2 separate regions of the Homo sapiens genome follow, and region 1 is linked to region 2. Evidence: read pairs that join two places in POLR2A ChIA-PET (ENCODE). Cell type or tissue: PC-9. All regions are shown on one strand. Links, peaks and the distances in the headings refer to the core of each region. The heading gives the core; the rest is flanking DNA.

Region 1 (5,384 bases), core at 335-5,334, 100 kb after region 2:
ACACATTTATGTTACTCTTATAAGCATAACTCTTTGGGAATAAAGGTATTACAAAAACAAGATTTGGAAAAGGAGGCTAGCTCTTGTTTAATTACTGTGAAGAGCAGAGAATTGAAAGAAAAACTACACACTAGTTGGAAAAGTGCTACTCGGGTTTAAAAAATAGAAAAAGAAAATCTGAGATTGGGATTGGACGATAAGCAGGTAGCAGAAGCAACAAAATGTCTCTTTCATTTTCAGCTCAGGGGGCCCCTTAAAGGAGCAGGCTGAAATGTACAGCCCACAAACCAGAGGAAGGCCTGCACAGGAAGTAGAGTGGAAATTACAGTTGAATGGACTCTGAAACAGGATGAAGCCAGTCCATGTGAGGTTCATGAAAACCAAGTAGACAATATGAACATCCAAGTGTTTCCTTGTGTCATTAACTCAATATTACATTCTGATTTCAAACACCATGGAACCACAGTGAAAAAGCTGCAAAAACGGTAGCCGTTTTTTCAAAACTTCTTTCTGCTGTTTGCTTGTCAGAGCTGATCAGACTCTTCCTTGAGCACTTTGCAGGTCACACACTGGATCCCACTGAGGTGAACTATTTGAAGGGTGATATCAGATTTCCCAGCAAAATTAGATAAGCAGATTGACATGGCAAGAAGCATGAGTTAGCATAAGGAGCTTCCCTAGACAGTGCCAGCGAATTAGGTGCCAAAAGCCTGAGGTGGTTATTAGAAAATGATTACCACCTCCAATTGTCTTAGTACAGACTTTTCACCGCCAGAAAACTGCTACAGAAGAAGCTAGCCAAAGCAATCACTGCTCTCCTAGGAAGCATTCACTGGGAGCTCTTGCTAACATCCCCACCGTTTGAAAGTGGCTAGACAGGACAGTGACAGCAATTCCTGTTGTCAATTAACGAGAAATTGCCCAACGGGATTTTAACTGTTAACTGGATTTCAGCCATGCTGCTCCCAAATACTCCTTTCCTTTGGTTACCTTTCAGCTGGGACTTCCTTGGCAGCCAAAGAAGTACTTCACTTCCACAGTCATCACAGCAGTACAGAGGAAGAAAAACTGAAAAGGGGTCAGGACTCCCTGGCTCTATACGTAATCAATTGCAAGGCCTCTGGCCAAGCCAGGCTGCTTTTCTGTCTTCCCTTCTCCTTTAATCATAAAATAGGATAATATAAAACCTACTTCACAGGATTATAGAAAAGGTCATAGGAAAGAACAGATGAGCTAAGTGCTATGGAAGGTACATACACATTTATGTACTTAAGTCTATGTGTGTGCATGTATGTGTACAGTATATACATTCAACTTTTTAATGTTTCCCAATTGCATAAAAGAGAAATACAGACTTAGCAATCAACTGGTTAAGTGATATGGACAATCTGGATATTTTAGAATAAAAATTCACCCCTTGGTTTGAGGACAAAAAGGCAATGTCTAAATTGTTCAGACCATTTTTAATTCTGCAAGTCCTAGCCATGGAGTCTATACAAGACTAAATTTTATGATTGCTAGGAAGCCAGAAAAAAAATATTTAAGGAAAAATAATAATAGCTACTAATTATTAAATGTTTACTATATGCTGGCCAATCTATGAAACGCTTTACAGATATTATTTTGCTTCCTCTTAGTTACAATCTTGTAAAGTATCTATTTAACAATACTATACATGATGCCTTAAGTGTATAAACAAATTTATTGTTGGAATTGAGATTCAGACTCAGGTCTGTCTTACTTCAGGGCCCTTGATCTTAATGTGAGTCATCCCAGCTCTCTGAAGAATGCCATTTTTCTCATCTGCCCTACTCTAGGATTTAGCATTTCCTTTTGCTGTTAAAAGTTGGCCCATGTGCCCTGGCTGGTGTGTGGGCCAGTCCCTGTGGGGCCCCTTGTGTAAGAGCAGATGTACTGGAGGGTGACATAGAGGATGCAGTGTGCAGAGAGTCCTAAAAGCAGAGGACAAAAGAAGCTTCACAAGGAAAGCACCTTTCGGACTTATACCCAGATTTAAAGGGCTGCATTTCTTTGATAAATGTCACAGAGGCTTGTGTTTGGACAGAGTAGGAAAGAACTCTTCCCATACTCTCCAGCCATTCCACTTAGACTAAAACTCTTCTTTAGATGTTTGGGAACAGTTGTTTGGCAACTTTTATTCAATTAGGGTTCATATCTAAAAGGTCGTTTCATATCTCCTACCTGTTACCTCTGATGGTTTCTTTGGAGTTAGATACATTCCAAATAGATCTCCCCGGTTTTCTTCTAGAAAGCAGTACTGACTCGGGAAAGGATTCCAGCACACCTAACAGTGATGCTTGAACCCTAGAAGAACCACATAGTGTATTAGCCTAGTCATTAGATATTATTTAGAAACACCACTGGAAAATATTAAATAATAGAATTTTAGAATTAAGATTGATACTAATAGGTAAAAAGTGAATATTTGTTGAGCTCTTAAAGAATGGCAAGCATAGTACTATACCTCTTACATGGATTATTTCACTTGTCTCACACTATCCCTAAGAGGCAAGAACTGTTATGATTTCCATTTTCAAATTAGAAGACTAAGTTTGCCATTAAATATTTCTCATTGTCAAAACAGCCACCAACATGACAAGGAAGAGTAGACCTCAGGCAAGAGTAATGCAAAATTTTCACAGAGCTATCCCTCCTTAACCTCCCCACTTCTCCTGTGTTCTCCCAAATGTCTTATTCCATCATCCAAGGTTGGTTACAAATTTCACTCATTTGTTGTACTTTTCCCCGATATGGATTGGATTGGTGACTGGATATCTCCCATGAAACTCGAAAAACAAGAAATTAAGACCTTAAAAGAAGAAATGAAAGATATTTAACTCTAAAAGACCTGAGAATGAACTATGACTCCAAGAAAAGTATGTACGTATATGTATGAAACTGATTGCAAAATGAAAAAATCCAGTGGAGACCTCTTATCTGCCAGACTAACCCCATGAACAGCCTCTTCCATGCAATTCAATGGAAATTATTCCACGGGAGTTATGTGAAAGAGAAGAGCAAAAAGTTTTGTTGAGAAATGCAGGATTGGGAGAGTTAGGCCAGCATCATGAGGAGCTTTGTTTGGTATGAGCACTTTAACCAGATCTCTCCCTTTCAGAGCCTGCCCCAGCTGAGATATTTCATACCAGCATCCACCTTAGAGGCACACACTTCTGCTGAGTGCATGGGCAATGGGATTAGGACGGAAAGACATTTACAGGATGACAGTGTTGAAAAGTTGTTGAAATCCAGCTCTAAAATATACCAATTATTTATGTCATATTTTGGGTTTCCAACTCAATATTTTCTCATCCAGGTCAGGCGCACTGACTCACGCCTGTAATCCCAGCACTTTGAGAGGCTGAGGCAGGTGGATACCTTGAGCCTAGGAGCTCGAGACCAGCCTAGGCAACATGTTGAAAACCCATCTCTACAAAAAAAAAAAAATACAAAAATTAGCCGCACATGGGAGTGCACATCAAATAGTCCCAGCTACTCAGAAGACTGAGGCAGGAGGACGACTATAGCCCAAGAGGTTGAGGCTGCAATGAACCATGATTGTGCCACTGCATTACAGCCTGGGCAACAGAATGATTCCCTGTCTAAAAAAAAAAAAGAAAGAAAAAAAAAGTTTTCTCATCAACAGTGTCTAACCACAGCAAAGCTGGATTGCAAAACCTCCTTAAAGGGAAAATATTTAGAAAAGAGTTATTTGGTTCTATAGTCTTTGTATCTAATTAGCTAAGTTTTGTTATGTATATGTGTAACATCTTCATAAAATGACAGAAGAATTTTGTACAGTATAAATGAGCTATAAGAATCATAATAAATAATAACTAATATATTTCAGCATTTGTAATGTACTATAATGTTATAGATTACTCGCTTCATAATTTTTGCTTGACTAATTCATCACAAGTGCTAAGTTCTTCAGCTCATTAGTTCTTGGAAGCATGGAGTTACCACTAGTAGTGAAAGGGTGCCTCTTTAATGCTCAGGTTGAAATTAAATCACAGAAATAGTTGCTTCTTTCTCACCAAATCACCAGCATGTGGTCTTTCCCTCTGAAACTTGTGAGGATGAAATATTTATATCAGCATATAAATGGATGCAAATAATGAGTGTCTCCTTTATGCATTTTGCTGCAACAATATACCTATACATAGTTTTAAGGCTTGGGAAAAGCTATTGGGTACAGACAAAATAAAGAGGAGAAAAGAAAAAGGAAGGGAAAGGAGGTGAGAAGAGCAGAGCAATGCTTGAGCAAAGGAGGGAGATGAAAGACTATTTGTTTCATGTCTATTATTGTCATGAGTTTACCTGTATCACATGGATTTAATCTTTATTACTACTCCAGACGTAATTTAGATCACCCTCATTTTCAGAAAAATAAACGAGGGCTCAAAGAAATGAAGTAGGCTACATTACTAAAAAGTGCTAATCACAGGATTTGATCCTAGGTCTCTGTGATTTAAAGAATCTCCATTCTCTTTCACTGTATCTCATTACCTCTCTTTCCAAGAAAATTCTCCTTTGATGTGTGTTTTTCAATTCTTTAAGCACAGATAACATATATCTGGTGGCCAGAAAACAGAAGTCTTTTCTTTGATCTCTGCTGTTGAATCAGAATGAGGCTTATTCTTCTCATCAAAAGGGACACTGGATGTAGGAGAAAAAAGAGGCAAATGTTAATTAATCCTTTGGTTGGACTATGACCTAAACACAGCAGATATTTCCTAATCCCTCTTCATAAACACTTTTATCACCTTGGATAGTGTATGAAGCAGAGAAATACATTGAATATGGTATACCTATACTCAATAAATAGAACACAATAATAGTTCCACCTTTCAATTCTAGTACAGATGCCAATGCCTGATTTAAACATATGCCCCAGATCCTCCTGCCTTTTTTCTCTCTTCAAACAACTATCTATACACAGTCAAGACTCTATGACAACCTTAGCTGTTCCTCGACAGGGCAGGCAGGTAGTCCAGTGGTTAAGTACATGAGCTCAAATTCTGGCTTCATCATTGATGTGGTCTTTGACAGGAAAATTATTTAACTTCTCTCTTTCTGTGGTTTCTCAATATCTGAAATAGTGATTTATTATGATGATTTATTTCATGAAGTTGCTATTAAAATCAAACAAAATGATATGCATAAACTTCCTAGCATAGTGCCTAAGATATAATGGGAGTCACTGCATTTTTCTTGAATTATTGCTAGATATAGTCCTCCACTTTGTGAAGTAGACAAATTACAGTACTTTGAGGTAGCTAGGGAATCATTTGGATGGCTTCCATTTGCTACAGAGAAATTTATTTGGAGGAAAAGAAGCTGAAGGGTTTCTCAAGAGACCT
Region 2 (5,384 bases), core at 148-5,147:
ACATAATATTTGAAGGCATGCTCAATATTTCAATATTTCAATGAAATAATATTTCTTTGTTATGGGAAACAATGAAAAAATAGAGTACATGCAGTTTAAGGAATATTTTCTATTTGATAAACAATAAAGAACCACTAAAATGTTTTAAAGAAATGCATGACAATGTCACAGCTACATAAGAGTGGAGTAGTCTTGTTCTAGAAATGACAAAATATCTTGTGTTAGACTAACACTCCTCATAGATAACAATTATAAACTCTGGACCAGTATTAAAAATAATTATTTAAGGTACAAAATAACAACCAACAGGGATTCAAAAAGAAGGTGATTCAACCTTTGAAAGAAGGTAACTGCATTGAGTGACATGTTTTAATGTAGATTTTCTCTGGAGAGCATCTTGCAGCCCAAGTGATGCAGGGTAGCTAAAATTCATAAAGAAAGTCATTGTCTTTCTGAGTTGTGGAGTCAGAGAGTGAGCTCAGGGATTCCAGGGTGACTGAATTTAAACAGAAAAATTGCTGAAAGGAGAGACGCACAGAGGAGGAAGCCACAAAATCTGTGTATCAACTCCCTTCAAATCCTTGACTAACTACTGGACTATGCATGCATGGTAGAGACTCCAAAAAGCCCAGCAGATAGCAATAGTTAAAAGACTAGGCCGGGCGCCGTGGCTCACGCCTGTAATCCCAGCAGTTTGGGAGGCTGAGATGGGAGGATCACCTAAGGTCAGGAGTTCGAGACCAGCCTGACCAACATGGAGAAACCACGTCTCTACTAAAAATACAAAATTAGCCAGGTGTGGTGGCGCCTGCCTGTAATCCCAACTACTCAGGAGGCTGAGGCAAGAGACTCTCTTGAACCCGGGAGGTGGAGGTCGCGGTGAGCCAAGATCACGCCATTGCACTCCAGCCTGGACAACAAGACAACAAGAGCGAAACTCCATCTCAAAAAAAAAGAAAAGAAAAGAAAAAAAGACTTGTAAACCGAGCAGAGATTTCACTGATGCCCTGCTGCTACAACAAAAATCAACATTCTTCAGAGAAAGGTAACAGACTCCAAAATCTCTACAAGTTATTTATTTTTTTTGAGACAGTCTCGCTCTGTCACCCAGGCTGGAGTGTAGTGGCGCGATCTCGGCTCACTACAAGCTCCGCCTCCCAGGTTCACGCCATTCTCCTGCCTCAGCCTCCCAAGTAGCTGGGACTACAGGCGCCCGCCACCATGCCCAGCTAATTTTTTCTTTTTTTTGTATTTTTAGTAGAGACAGGGTTTCACAGTGATAGCCAGGATGATCTCAATCTCCTGACTTCATGATCTGTCCGCCTTGGCCTCCCAAAGTGCTGGGATTACAGGCGTGAACCACCGCTCCTGGCCAACAAATTATCTTTAATGCTTTGTGTATAATTTAAAAATTATTAGACACTGGAAGAAAAAGCATACTCAAGAGACAAAGTAGTCAGGAGAAACTGAACTCTGAAATGCCCCAGATGTATAATTAGTAGAAAAGGACTTTAAAGCACTTATTATAAATATGCTCAAAAATGTATAGAAATTATGGTCATAATCAGTGAATGCATATGGGATAGCAGCAGAAAAATGGAAATTTTAGAACTACAGCGTATAATATCTGAAGTGGAGAAATCCTGAATGAGCTTAACAATGGATTGGAGACTTCACGGGGGGAAAAGGAGGTGCAGAGTGCAGTGAATTTTAAGTTCAAGCTGCAAAAAGAAAAAACTATTGAAAGAAATTAATAAAGGCTTTGTGACAATGGAACAATATCAAGGAGTCTCCATGTATATCATTGAAGTCTTAGATGAAGAGAAGAAGAAAATATTTGAAGAAATAATGGTCTAATGTTTAAAAATTTATTTAAAACATCAACCTACATATCCAAGAATTTCAGGGAACCTGAAGCAGGATAAACATAAAGAAAACGAAGTACATCACAATCAAACTGAAAAAACAAAGACAAGGGGAAACTCTTGAAAGTAGCTGGAGGGAAAAGAACATATTATATACAAAGGAACACTGATACCAATAATGACTTCTCATCAGAAACAGTGGAGACAGAAGAAACTAGAATATATGTAAGTACTGAAGTAAATTAACAACAACAACAACAACAAAATACTGTCAACCATAAATCTATATCCAGTGAAAAGATCCTTTGAAAATAAAGGTAAAATAGACTTTATGGGATAAATGGAAACTGAGAGAATTTATAAGCAGAAAATATGCAGTAAAAGAAGTTATTCAGGTGAAGAAAATGACATTAAATGGGAACTAAGAATTACAGGAAAGAATGAAGAGCAACAGAAATGGGAAATACATGAGTAAACATAAAAACTGCCTTTTTAAAGTTTTTTCTTCTCTTAACTTACTTAAAAGATAACTGAAAATTTAAACACTTCCAAGGATTACCAAACATGTGTGGAAAGTTTTAACATGGAGAATAGAAACCAAGCAGCAGACCTTAATAAGGGTATTTCTGTTGAAATTTCAGAACACAGGGGACTAAAGAAGACTCCACATGCTTCCAGAGAAGAAAAAAAATCACATACACTGTACACAGAATGATAAAAAGAGTTGCATTAGGACTTTTTAATAGCAACACAGAAAATAAGACACTCCCTTCATGTATTTGAAAGAAATAGTTTCTAACCTATAAATCCATAATCATTCAATCAGGTCAAAGGAAATAAAATAGAGACTTCATTAGATGTTTGAGGCCTCAAAAAAGTTACCTCCCATGCATCCTTTCTAAGACTATTTAGGAGGTGCTCCAAGAAAGAAAACATTACAGGGATAAGAAATAGAAGTTTTGGCACAAGAGAATAATAGTAACAAGGCATCTCATGAGGACAGCTGTACACCAGATGTAGAGATTAAAACAAACCAGGGAGAAAAAAACTTCAAAACAACCAACTTTTAAACTATTTTCTGGGCTACTTAGTGGATCCTTTCAATCTGACAGCTTAAGTCCTTCTGGAAATTCTATTAAAGTATTTGTTGATAGTCCCACCCTTCTATTTCTCCATTTATTTTCTTGGCATATATCAGGGAAACAACCAAAAGAAACAACACAAAATTGGGTAGAAAGTGGAGGACAGAGGCATACTGGAATTTAAGGACTTTTGTTTTAGCTTGAGTTTTCCCAAAAGCAGAGCCTGCTGCAAAAATTTATGAACAGGGAGCAGGAGTGAGAGACAGAAGAGGGAGGGAATGTGAAAAGGCATATATATAGATGCATTATTAATATCACCATTGTAGGCAACTTGTGCTCAGCCCTGCCTGGAATCTTCTAAGGAGTGTTTAGAATACCTTTTGGAATTATGTACTTAAGGTTTGACTATTTTTATCCATCAACTTGTATCCTCCATTAGTTAAGGTTTGCTTTGGGGATGTAAACCCCTGTTGGCTTCTCGACTGAGCATGCCTGCTTGAACAGAGGGCTTCCCAATGGCAATTGTGGCATTGGAAAAACCCAAGGGCAAAAGTGCAAAACATCCAGTGCTTGAGGAAAGATGTCAGCCTGACGTAAGCCAAACTACCCACTGCATCTACACTGTAATCAGAGATGAAGCCAAGAGGATATGAGTCAGAAAGCCAAAAACAACCCATACAGTCTATCCTTTGTACCACACAGATACACCTACGCCCTAGAATAAGTTCCAGCAACCTCTAAGTCTTCAAGGTGGTAGTTAGCCACAATCTCTACATGTGACTTAACACACAAATATTAATGGAATAAGTTACAGCCCTCACTGCTACAACTGCAGGTCCTGCAGTCATGTTTTATATGTATCGTCTCCTTCCTCCACAATCCATATTAGATTTTCCTCACCCTCCATCAGCACTTCTACTTTTCTAGGTTTTTAGCCTAATGGGGTGACTCAGACCTTCAGCTCCAAACAATCTAAGCTCTTGATGACCTTGCTCTTGTCAGGCCATGGTTGCCGCAATTGCCATTCACCACTACATTATGAGCACATAAATGCCAGAAATTGCGAGTGCTTTAACTATCTGAGATGTCCAAAGCTTCAGTTTTCAACGCCTCCTCGTCCTAAATCACTCCTGGTGAGAGAGTCTAGTACTATATGTCATAGCTTAGGTTCTACTAGAAAGCAAAGCCCAGTCAATGAGATAATCCTATGGAGTACAAAAGGAGACTAAAGAGAGTAAGGGAAGGCGGGAAAGTCTATACCAAGGTGCATTTTTATTATATAGCTTTGGGACACTGGAACTCAACCCTGACATCTAGGGGGAATAAGCATACAGAACGTACCTTAGAGCTGTTTGTTAGAAGAATAACTTGGGAAAGCATGTTTTCCTATGTTTCCATCCCTCATTGGTTGGACATTGCTCTCAAAAGTTAAACTTCCTTGCATTTTGGAGCTCCATAGGTAAGCTTAACAAGTAAAACCCCATTCCCAGGTGTGGCACTGAAGAAGCCCAGTGGAAAAAAAGTAAAAAGTGCATGGTATTCACTTGAGATTATTTTGTTGTTGTAATATGAGTCAAATCCAGAATGCCCATTGCATCCAGGCTGGAATCAAGAGATGAAGCTGTGAAGATGTGGGTTAGCGTTTCAGAGGCTCTGATACAACCTTGTATGAACTTCTCAAGGAGTTTGGATTTAATTTGGTAAAACATTTAAAGACTGTAAACAGAGGAGTAACATAATTAGGTTTGTATTTTAGCAAGATTACACTTGAGACACTGGAGAAGATGAATTAAGGCAGAAAATGGGATAGTAAAGTACAGGAGACCAGTTTAGAGTTTTCACCTACAACTGATTGGCAGTGTCAGTGGAAACAAGGAAGGAATGAATTAATAAGCTATTTCAGATACCGAATCAACAAGAAAAAGTTGAGAAAAGCTTCACTTTGAAAATTTGCTCAAAGCTATCGCTGTAACCAAGTATTAACAAAACTAGTCATTACCTATCAATTAGTAGGTGGTATAGAGTTTGTTGACTGAATCAATGTGGTTTCAAACTTAGGCGAATGGGTGGATCATAAGGCCGGTCACAGTAGATTCATTTAAAAAAAATAAATCAACTCATGTTAACTGTGGTTTTGAACGAAAAACAATGGTAGAGGAGAAATTAATGTAATTTTTCATTTTCACTTTCTAAATTATTATTTTGTGGATTTTTATCTTTCAAAATGAGCTGTTAGTCAATATTAGGCTCTAAAGTCAGGGGAAAAAATAAAGACATAGGAAATTTAAAGGTTAGAATTGCATACATGCATGCAAAAAGCAACCTTGTCTCTTATGCCCAGAAAAATGTGGTGTTCTTGCTTTTTAAAAGTATTTTTTAAATGACATACAATAAAATTTTAAAATACTGTATTAATAGAACTCTGCAGGAAAAAAAT

The links. ChIA-PET counts read pairs that join two places held together with the same protein. Peaks named below come from ENCODE experiments on the same cell type or tissue, not always from the same donor. Only the 100,000 strongest peaks of a DNase experiment are listed, where the experiment ranks them.
Region 1: POLR2A ChIA-PET joins it to region 2 with 7 read pairs; 3 of 35 experiments call an interaction of 5 or more read pairs at or near these places.

The regions. Positions count from the first base shown.
Region 1 is chr9:22,046,047-22,051,430 of GRCh38, reverse strand. It overlaps CDKN2B-AS1 (CDKN2B and CDKN2A antisense cis and trans regulatory RNA 1), which reads right to left. Exons shown (of 19, transcript NR_003529.4): 4 at 4,982-5,114; 5 at 4,531-4,680; 6 at 2,203-2,325. Among named protein-coding and RNA genes, the nearest start is that of CDKN2B, 39 kb to the right of the region's middle. In PC-9, for the core only: no CTCF peak of the experiment used is centred there; no DNase peak of the experiment used is centred there.
Region 2 is chr9:22,146,562-22,151,945 of GRCh38, reverse strand. No RefSeq gene overlaps it. Among named protein-coding and RNA genes, the nearest start is that of CDKN2B, 140 kb to the right of the region's middle. In PC-9, for the core only: no CTCF peak of the experiment used is centred there; no DNase peak of the experiment used is centred there; H3K27ac peaks cover 1,086 bases.